Linked DNA regions of Mus musculus: region 1 is linked to region 2. Evidence: chromatin contacts called from ENCODE Hi-C data. All regions are on one chromosome and are shown on one strand. The core of a region is the stretch at or near the end of the contact, and the rest is flanking DNA. Distances in the headings are between cores, read along the strand shown.

Region 1 (5,462 bases), core at 2,769-5,268, about 34 Mb before region 2:
CATATAATAAATAAACAAATCTTTAAAAAAAAATACATGAATGTAGCAACACCAAAGAACTTCCCATCAAAATGTAATAAAATGGTATATTTTCTGTTATGTATATTTTACCATAAGAAATCTCTAGGCCGGGCATGGTGGCGCACACCTTTAGTCCCAGCACTCAGGAGGCAGAGGCAGGCAGATTTCTGAGTTTGAGGCCAGCCTGGTCTACAGACTGAGTTCCAGTGAGTTGCAGGACAGCCAAGGCTACATACACAAAGAAACCCTGTTTCAAAAGACAAAAAAAAAAACAAAAAACAAAAATCTCTAGATGCAGGCCCTGGGTTTTGAAAAGACACACCCCATACTATGATGAACGACCTTAGATTCTCTCTCTAATGCTTGCTTCAGAGAAACTACCCCCAGAGATGCTTGCTGCTGGAGTTCTATTATTCCATTCCTTGCTGCAGTCTGAACATTCGCTTCCACAGCAGGCTAAGACCCCAGATCTGAAAAGCACAGCTCAGACACCTTACATGTGGTTTAAGAACCACTGCAAGTCTCAGATAATATGGCTGGCAGCATCTGCTTCCTCCACACAATGGTCCCTATACATCCTATATCGCATCCTATATATATCCTTTATCGTATGCTTTAACCGGGCGGGGATCTGACTCAACAGTTAAGAGTGCTTGCTGCTCTTGCAGTGGACCCTGCTTCCATTCCCAGCACCCACATGGTGCCTCACAGATATCTGCAACTCCAGTTCCAGGGGGTCTGACATGCTCGTGTGGCATCTGAGGGTACCAGGCGCTTACTTCGTACACAGACATACAAGCAGGTGAAATATCCACACACACCAAGTAAAAATAAAACCCATTTTTAAAATTTTTTTCCTAGACAGTGTTCATCTTTGTAGCCCTGGCAGTCCTGGAACTTGCTTGTAGAGCAAGCTGGCCTCGAATTTACAGAGATGTGCCTGCCTCTGTTTCCAGAGTGCCTGGATTAAAGGTGTGTTCTGCAACCGCCACCACCCAGGAAAAAAAAATGTGGTTTTTATTTAATTTTTTTCAGTTACTGCAGCACTTTTAGTTTTCTTTACACAATGACGTGTTACTAGGCCTAACTGAACAGTGGAAAACCAAAATTTGTCATTTTCTAAAAAAGTATTGAGCACAAAAAACTTTACATAAATTAAAAGGATGAATACATTGACAGGAATCAAGTTCAAGGTAAATAACAACCCCATGGCAGTCAGGAGGGGAAAAAACAGACTGGGAACTGGGTCCTAAGGCTGGCTCCAACTTTCCTATCCTTGGACCAGCAAGATGGAGGGAGTGACTGGTTCAGGAACCCTTGCCAGCCTCAGGAAATCCTGGAAGTCTGCTGTCTGTTAATAACCTGCATAGATCACTCCGAGGTGTTCACACTGATCCAAAAGGCAGGGGATTTCTTTTCCACAGTATGCTCTTACCAGCCACCAAGTGACAGAGCCACATGGACTAAGGACTAAATCAAGATATGCACAGGGTATATCAACCGTATCAAGGGAACAATGAACTTAAATACAAGGTCAAAAAAATCAGCAACAAATTCTACGATTCAGTACTGATATCAGATATAAGTTTCAAGGACAAATTTCTTTTCCAAGGCTTCTTCCAGTTTCATGAGGCTAGCATGAGGTGTGTACATTTGCCTGGGCCGGTCGATACTTCAGCCCATGCAGCAGATACCTGACACCTGCTCAGTCCATCTAGAAGAATTTGCGGTGGATGATGGGGGCGGGGAGGGGACACGGACAGAGTTCTCATACTTGCTGATCCACATCTGCTGGAAGGTAGACAGTGAGGCCAAGATGGAGCCATCAGTCCAGCCTGAGGATTTGCGCTAAGGGATGGTAATGATCTTAATTTTTGTTGTGCCAAGTGCTAGGGCTGTAATCTCCTTCTGCATCCTGTCAGCATTGCCTGAATACAGGGTGGTACCACCACATGTCATGAGGGAGTTGAAGGGAGTCTTATGGATGCCACAGGACTCCATGTCCAGGAAGGAAGGTTGAAAGAGTCCCGTCTGGACACCATAATCACTCATTGTTAACAGTGATTACCTGCCCATCAGGCAACTCATAGCTCTTCTCCAAGGAAGGGGAGGATGCAACAGTAGTCATTTCTTGCTCAAAATCCAGGGCAACATGGCAGAGCCCCTCCTTAATGTCACCTACAACTTCTGTCTCAGCTGTGGTAGTAAAGCTGTAGCCTGGCTCAGTCAGGATCTTATGAGGTATCATGAGGTCGTCTATCAGGTCCTGACCAACCAGGTCCAGACACAAGATAGTGCTGGTGGTGGATACAGATACAAATAAACAAGGGCCTAGTGATACATATTACCAGGTAAGTTCCAGGCCAGCCTAGAGTACAGAATACCCCATTTCAAACAAAACAAAACAAAACAGAAACAATGTGTGTATGTATGTATATATGTGTATAGACATATGCATACATTGTGCAACAGTTTGCTCAAACTGCAGTAGTGCCTCTGAATGCTTCCTAGGAGGGAAGAAGGAGGTGCAAGATCTAGGAGACTCAGGAAGTAAACAAAATTTTCAAGTCTAAGTAAGCTGCAACCTGTAAAATTCACAAGCCCCACCTCCAAATTATACAAGCAGTAAACTGTCCTGGCCTTAGCTGTCTGTCAGAGAGTGGGGGAATCTTCAGAAATGAAACTTGTGTGATTCTTCACCCATACTGAGGTTAATGGAAGCATGGCTAACGTGAGCACAGAGCACTGTTGATTTCATTCTGTGAATGCATCTCCCAGGAGCCAAGGCTGGCTGCCAACCTGTCGATCAGTCTGCCTCAGCCTGCCAAGGGCTGGGCAAGTCCTGCTAAGTTTCTTTTTTTGTTTGTTCTTAAAGACAGTCTTAGGGCTGGAGAGATGGCTCAGAGGTTAAGAGCACTGGCTGCTGTTCCAGAGGTCCTGAGTTCAATTCCCAGCATCCACATGGTGGCTCACAACCATCTGTAATGGGATTTGATTCACTCTCTTCTAGTGTGTCTCTGAAGACAGCTGTAGTGGACTCATATAAATAAAACAAGCCTGGCATGGTGGTGCACTTGAGAGGCAGAGGCAGGCAGATTTCTGATTTCAAGGCCAGCCTTGTCTACAGAGTGAGTTCCAGGACAGCCAGGGCTATACAGAGAAACCCTGTTTCATAAAACCAAAAAAAAAAAAAAAAAAGATAAAACAAAAAACCTTTAAAGACAGTCAGTCTTGGGGCTGGCGAGATGACTCAGTGCTAAGAGCACTGACTGCTCTATCAAAGGTCCTGCGTTCGAATCCCAGCAACCACATGGTGGTTCACAACCATCGTAATGAGACCTGACACCTTCTTCAGGCACATCTGAAGACAATTACAGTGTACTTATGTATAATAATAAATAAAAACTTAAAAAAAAAAAGATAGTCAGTCTTTCTGTGTAGCTAAGGCTGGCCTAGAATTCTATGTAGACCAAATTGATCTCGAATTTACTGAGATCCCCCTGCCTCAGTCTCCAGAGTGCTGGGATCAAAGGCATGTGCCGCCACGCCCAGCTAGATTTCGGGTTTTTGTTTTGTTTTGTTGTTTTTTTAATCAAAAGAGTTGTACATTCTGATAATCTGGAAAAGATTTCTCTACCAGCACCAAAAACGATAGTTAAAATAAATGCCCACGAACTAGCCGTCTCTGGAGGGTTAGGGTAAGCGAGATTAGGCATTTTGAAACAGAACCTTAACTGCCATCTGCAGGTTAATATTTTTCCCTTCTGGCATATTGTGGTAGGACTTTTTAGAGTTCACTAGCATATTTTTAAAATATGTTTTTTTTTATATCAGGCCGTTTTTAAACTTATCTCTCACCTTCCAAGAGGTGAAACAAGAGGGCAAGGGAGCCGACTCAGCGATTTCTGTCTCTACTAGCCGGGAGGCGTGGCCTCGAGGGTCTTGAGCGTTCGCACGTGGTCTAGACTCCACCCACTGGGCGGTGTTCGCCTCCTCCTCTTCCGCCCGCCAGGGGTCGCAGTTCTGCTCGAGCTGATTTTCCTCCTTGGTGTCGGTCGCTCTCGCGAGAGGAAGCACAAAGGCTGCCGGGAAGCATGCCCGGGCTGTAGGCCAACCCAAAATGGCAACCCTGGAAGAAGAATTCACGTTGTCTACTGGAGTCTTAGGCGCCGGGCCTGAGGGATTCCTAGGTGTAGAGCAGACTGACAAAGCCGACCAGTTCCTAGTGACGGACAGCGGCAGGACCGTCGTCCTTTACAAGGTGAGGACGGTGGGGCTGGCCGGCAGGTGTCTCGCCTCTGTCCGAAGCCGGGGGCGGGAGGCTTGAGTTTCTCACACTTGGGAAGGAAAGCCGGGAGCGGGCGTGACAGAGACCCGGGGTGCGACAGAGTCGGCGGGACGCCGCATGAGGTTCAGAAGTTGTTTGTCAGTAGTGAGGACCGGCGTATTTCCGAGTGACGTGCGGCGGTGTCTGGGTGCACATGGGATGAGCTGGGGACCTGTGCCTCCCCTTTCCCCGGGGACAGAGCCTGGCCGAGGGGACCACGTCTGTCACCCAGCAGCTTGCATGACACTGACAGGTTGAAAATGTGTGTTCTCCAGGACATCCTCCGCTCCTTGGGGTCCCGGGGGCGGGGTGAGTCGGATGGTGGGAAGAGGCAGGGATTTCTTGGTGTCCTAGAAAGATTGGACAGTTCTGCATCACACTGTGAAAGTCGCAGTCTCACCCGCTTTGCAGCCTGATTCCCGGCTCAACAAGCATACGTAGAGCCTTGTTATAGCAATCATCTACAAAGCACGTTTTTTAAGCTGGAGTTTTGAAGTTTGTTGTTGTTGTCGTCATTTTGGTTAGTATTTTGGGTTTTCGAAACAGGGTTTCTCTGTGTAGCCCTGGCTGTCCTGACTCTGTAAACCGAACTCATAGAGATGCATTGGAATTAAAGGCGTGTGCCACCACCACCAATGCCCCTGAACAGTTTCTTGTGTCATTAAAAAAGTTATCCATCTGCAAGGGCTGGAGAGAGTATTGGCTGCTCTTCCGGAGGACTGGGGTTCAATTCCCAGCACCCACATTGCAGCTCACAACTGTAACAACGGGATCTAACACCCTCACACAGACATACAAGCAAACAAAACACCAGTGTACGTAAAAACAACAGGAACAACCGAAAAACTAAGTTATTCAGGAAAAAAAAAGTTACCCAAGTGTTTTATTGTTTTGGGGACAGGTTGCCAACAATCCCCTATACTGTTGGTTTAAACTTCCCTTCAAACTTGGGGCTGTCTACTAATTTGGCAGTTTCTGCATAGGAATACAATAGTTGATGACAGTTAGGTGGACTTGCACCAACCTGATTTTCTCTACCTCTGTTCCACAAGTAATCAATTCTTTTTTTTTTTTTAATATTTATTTATTTATTATATGTAAGCACACTGTAGCT
Region 2 (4,910 bases), core at 1,978-4,477:
AAACCCTATCTCGGGGGAAAACAAAACAAAACACTGGTTGCTCTTCCAGAGGACCAATGTTCAATTCTCAACAACCACAGGGTGGCTCACAACCATTTGTTAAGTCCAGCTCAGAGGATCTGACATCCTCGTCTGGCTTCCTCAGGCATCAGGCATATATATATATATATATATATATATATATATATATATATATATATATATATATATATATATACATACATACATATATATATGTGGTGTACATATACATACATGTAAGATAAACATAAATATAAATTCTTTGAAAGAATATTTGAAAGAATCAGAGAGGTAAAAGCTGAGTTTGTGTTTAAGGCTTTCGTTAAGGGGGACGATACCATGGCTGCTGAGCACTGAAGTGGCACTATTGTGACAATCTGTGGAGTCAATTCCCACCTTCTCTGTGACCAATGCAGGTGTCAGGCTTGGTAGCAAGCCTGTAGCCACTGAGCTGGTGACCTGGCCATGATTTTCATTCTTTTTGAGACAAAGTTTCATGTATCCCTGGCTGGCCTTGAACCTGTCATGTAGCTGAGGAAGTCCTTGAACTGTTGCTTCTACAGTTTTTATCTCCCAAGTGTGGGAGCCACCACATCTGACACAGATCAGGTTTGCTTTAAAGAGAATGTGAAAAGCTGAAAAGAGGCTGTGGGCGAGTAAACTGAAGGAGAAAAGTGAAAACAGGAAGGCCACAGGGAAACTTATAATGGCTCAGTGGAGCATGAAGAAAACACAGATTAGGTTGTACAAAATAGTGTACAAAATGGAAAGAGAAATCCCTTTTAGAGGCTGGGATGGTAGCACACCCCTTTTGTTAAATCCCAAATTCGGGAGACGTCGGAAGGCAGTGTCTCTGTGACTTCCAAACCAGTCCCATTTACCCAGCAAGTTCCAGGTCCACTAGGGCTAAAAGCTAGACTGTGTGTCAAAAAAAATTTAAAAGGAAGGAAAACAGTCTTTTAGAGTAGACTTAAGTGCCTGTATTCAGTCATGTGAGCAGGCATAGGAAAAAGGAAGCTTCCTATCCAAGGCAGACAACTTCCGGAATGCATGGTGTCTCAGGTCCTGCTTGCCATTCCTCAGCACTAATTCCCAAACCTGAACCAAACAGCCAATTACCAGGAACGTTTCCAGAGTATGCTGACAAATAATCTTCAAATTTAATTCCACAAAAATTTGCTATTTTTGTTTATGACTATCTCTGAACAGCAGCTGGCTCTGACAAGCAGCAGCAGAACCAAACCAAACAAAAACACATGCCAACATAAGAAACAAAATATCTTTAGTAATTTTGTTTTTCTTGCCATTCCTCAAATTTTCCTAGTTGAGTTCTGCAACATCATTTTCAACAGTCTTCACTGGGACTTAGGAATCTGGAGTGTAGCTAGGGTAGACTGAGGTCAGAGACTATCATCTCCCGATCACCTCATCCCTCCATCCGATTAATCCTGGAAAAATGTTTGGTTTGTCCTTAAGGTGTATTGTCCTCTGGCTAGATAGATGTTTCTAATCACCTCAAGGCAACCAAAAGTAAACACGCAGTGTACTAACCTTGGCCTGTATGAATTCCCCACAACTGGAACCTGAGCACAAACACAATTAAGTTCTCAATACAACTACGGACTGAGAAACTCCCTCCTCCACGACCTGAAACTTGGTCATGCATTTCCCCAACACGCAGATTCCTTCTTAAAGGCTCTACACTGCTCACGATCTCACATCGTGCCTTCCTGAACCTTCCTCCCAAACCTCGCTGCTGAGCAACAGGTACACAACATTCCGTGGTGTGCAAAATCATCTAGTTCATTTTTTGAACAGGGTTTCATGCACTCCAGGTAGGCTGTGAATGACCCTAAATTCCAGATCCTTCCAAGTGCTGAATGAAGGAACTACAAGCAGGCAGGCATACATCACCACACCCAGCACTTTCAGTCACTTCGCTTTCTCCTCCTCTGTTGGACAATGTTCACCACCTCCAAGGTGTTTAACAGATAGAAAAAGTAAAAATGAAAACAGAATCCAGTCCCAGCCATGAATCTGGCCTCAGTTCACTTAACTATAAAGGGCAAATAACACACCTGGCAGGCCTACTTCGTGTCACTCTTAAACCTAATTCAAATCTGAGAAGACTACACAAACTGTCACACTACCCAAATCTCAGATCAAGAAATGATGAGTTTAATCAACACTTACCAAAAAATACAAACAAAAGACAAAAACAAAATAGGCCAGGTCTAGATCAAGTAAATCTTCAGCCACTCAACAAAGTCCAACAAGAAGTATTTTTCTCCAACAATGGGGTACACAGGAGAAGCACACCGGCCAGGTCTAATATTGTCTGATCACTACTAGGTAACTCACTATCTCAGGGCTTTCACCCCAACTCATACAGTAAAGCTATGGCAAGCAAAGATCCTAACATTATTCCTTAAGGGAGGCTGCACCTGAGAAACCGGATGCCTTTACCTGCAATGTCGTAAAGTACTAAAAAAGAGACGAAGGACTAAAGCAGGAGGTAAAGGAACCGAAGCCTGGCTTTAGCACACCTCTTTCAAGCAGTGTGACCTTGGTCAACTTCCTTACTGAGGAAACATCTCCTTTTGCCCCTTTGTAAACCTCAGAGAATCTGAGCGTGCCCACATTTGCTAGGGCTGCCAAAAAGCTTAAAGACTATTACAGCGCACGCCCAAGAAGCCCGTCGTCCAGCTGCAGTCCCGGCTCTTCCAAGGAAGAGTCCCAAGCTCTTCCGCAGGCAAGAGATGCACCCTTCCGGATGCAGGACCTGCCATGACAGCAGTTTCGATTTCCTAAGGAGAGGGGCACTTCCCTCCCCGTTCCAGCATGGCTGGCACAAGAAGCTCCTCTACAGCTTTCTCGAGTCCCGCGGGTGCATTCGCTCCCAGGACCCGACCCCTTTCTCGTTCTGAGACTACCGGGATCGGGGTTGGGGGCGGGGGGTGACGAGTGAAGACAGACTGCAGGAGGGGCGTTGCCATAGGAACGGCGCTGAGAACCCCGGCCCGGGGAGCCCCGAAACGCTACATAGGAAGGCTCGCGAGACACGTGATGCACCGTACGACCACAGCCGGACAACCCTTCCAGGGGCTTCTGTGCCCGGCCAGTGGTACCCCTATTGCTTCGCGTCTTCCCGTGCCACCCCACAAAAAACCTACCTTCCGCCATGTCGGGCCCGGCCCTGCCTACAGCCTCGCGATAAATGCCGGCGCAAGGGAATCATCAAGTCTCGCGAGAATGGATGGAGGCGTGGCAAAGGGAGGAGCCAGAGCAGACAAGGGGTGAATGAAAGTGGAGCGGGAAGTTGCTCTAGGCGGGAGGTCCGAGTCCCACTTCGTTTTGGAAGGTTTGACAAGCGCGGACTGGGCTATCTCGTACTCCAGGCGATCGTCAGGGTAGAGCAAACATGGACTATTCTGAGGCAGGGACTGCGGATCTTTAAGTTACTTTGTAACCACGTGGGACGCTGTCCTAATACTTAAATGATAGCATTTCTCCAGGGCTTTGGGAATTTTTATGGCTAAAACCAGACAACTTGGGTTATCAAACAGGCAAACACACTGGTTACAAATATAGGGGTCGCAAAAACTGCAAATCTCTATACAATTTTATGTAAGCAAAATTGTGAGATCCCTGAGGTCAAAGTGGCAAAGCCAAATAACACTAGGAGCTAATAACGGTTGACAAGGCCATGGAGAAGGAATTCAGATTGTAAACCAGGAGCTTAAACCTTTTGTGAATGTGAGAATGATTAGATGATTTTTATAATAGCAAAATAGAGGGCTGACAATCCTAGATAGTATGCCTTTTTTGGCTGTGGAGTAGGTAGAGTGGGGAATTGAGACAGGGTTTCTCTACATAATCCTGGCTGTTCTGGAACTTACTATGTAGACCAGGCTGGCCTGACACTGATAAGAGACCCTAGTGCCTCTGCCTGGAGTGCTGCGATTAAAGGCAAGTGCCACCACACTTGACATAAATACTTTTTCTTGGCCCGGGTAACGAATATGTACTTAGCACACCTGAAGCCTCCAGGTCAACAAAGGAGAATAGAAATAATGCATCAACAGTTAAGTAGTGACTTAGAGAACAGTTAAGATTTTAGGAAGATCTGCCACAGTTAAAGAAAGCATTAGAGGGCAATGAAATGGAATAATGAAGGGATTGAGTTCAGATTATAAAAATGTAAGGGCAATGGTTAAAATTTTGAAAAGGGGACGACCCTGGCTGAAAAACACTTAGAAAATGGAAGAGAAGGACACTTAAATACATTAAGGATAATTATGTACTAAAAACTGATGTTCCGATTGTAGCAGACTACAGTAGTGAAGGAAATAACAGGGCAGTGTTAAAGTAGTGGCCCTGGATAAGCGACATGTGATTAAAGAAACAATATTTGTTAGTTTCAATAGAAGTGCCTGAGCTCAAAGCTTCACTGCCTTGCTGAGGATGGTTCATAGGTGTGTCAAATGAGTTTTTGAGATCTTCAGGTGGCTAGATAAACCAGCTTTGAGCATAAACAGACTCTTCTATCCCCTAAAAATACTCAAGCTCCTAACATTAAAACAACTTAACTGGTTGGAAAGTGCTGTCATATCTGACATCTGTTTGCAGCATGTTTTCTCTTTGCCTTGCTTTGCAAGCCCAGCAAACTTAATCTGAGCCAGGTTTTTTGTTTGTTTTTGTTTTCACTTTTTTGGACAAGTCTCATGGAGTACAGACTGGTCTAGAATTACTGGTCCTCCTGCTTTTCCAAATGCTAGGGTCAGAGGTATCCATGGATGGAGGCGTGGCAAAGGGAGGAGCCAGAGCAGACAAGGGGTGAATGAAAGTGGAGCGGGAAGTTGCTCTAGGCGGGAGATCCGAGTCCCACT

The links. Hi-C counts contacts between places; a loop is a spot of excess contacts on that map.
Region 1: a loop to region 2 is called in a map of T-helper 2 cell, with 50 times the contacts of the local background. The contact joins the promoter of Nol11 here to the promoter of Ankfy1 in region 2. A Hi-C loop is called at or near these places in 4 of 37 maps with a recorded cell type or tissue (T-helper 1 cell, T-helper 17 cell, T-helper 2 cell and 1 more).

What each region holds. Positions count from the first base shown.
Region 1 is chr11:107,187,937-107,193,398 of GRCm38, reverse strand. It overlaps Nol11 (nucleolar protein 11), which reads left to right and starts at 4,018. Exons shown (of 18, transcript NM_133702.3): 1 at 4,018-4,282. The coding sequence starts at 4,142. Gm39425 (a long non-coding RNA gene) reads right to left here and starts at 4,072. Exons shown (of 3, transcript XR_880257.3): 1 at 3,880-4,072. It also overlaps the pseudogene Gm11718.
Region 2 is chr11:72,688,319-72,693,228 of GRCm38, reverse strand. Ankfy1 (ankyrin repeat and FYVE domain containing 1) reads right to left here and starts at 3,227. Exons shown (of 25, transcript NM_009671.5): 1 at 3,195-3,227. The coding sequence starts at 3,204.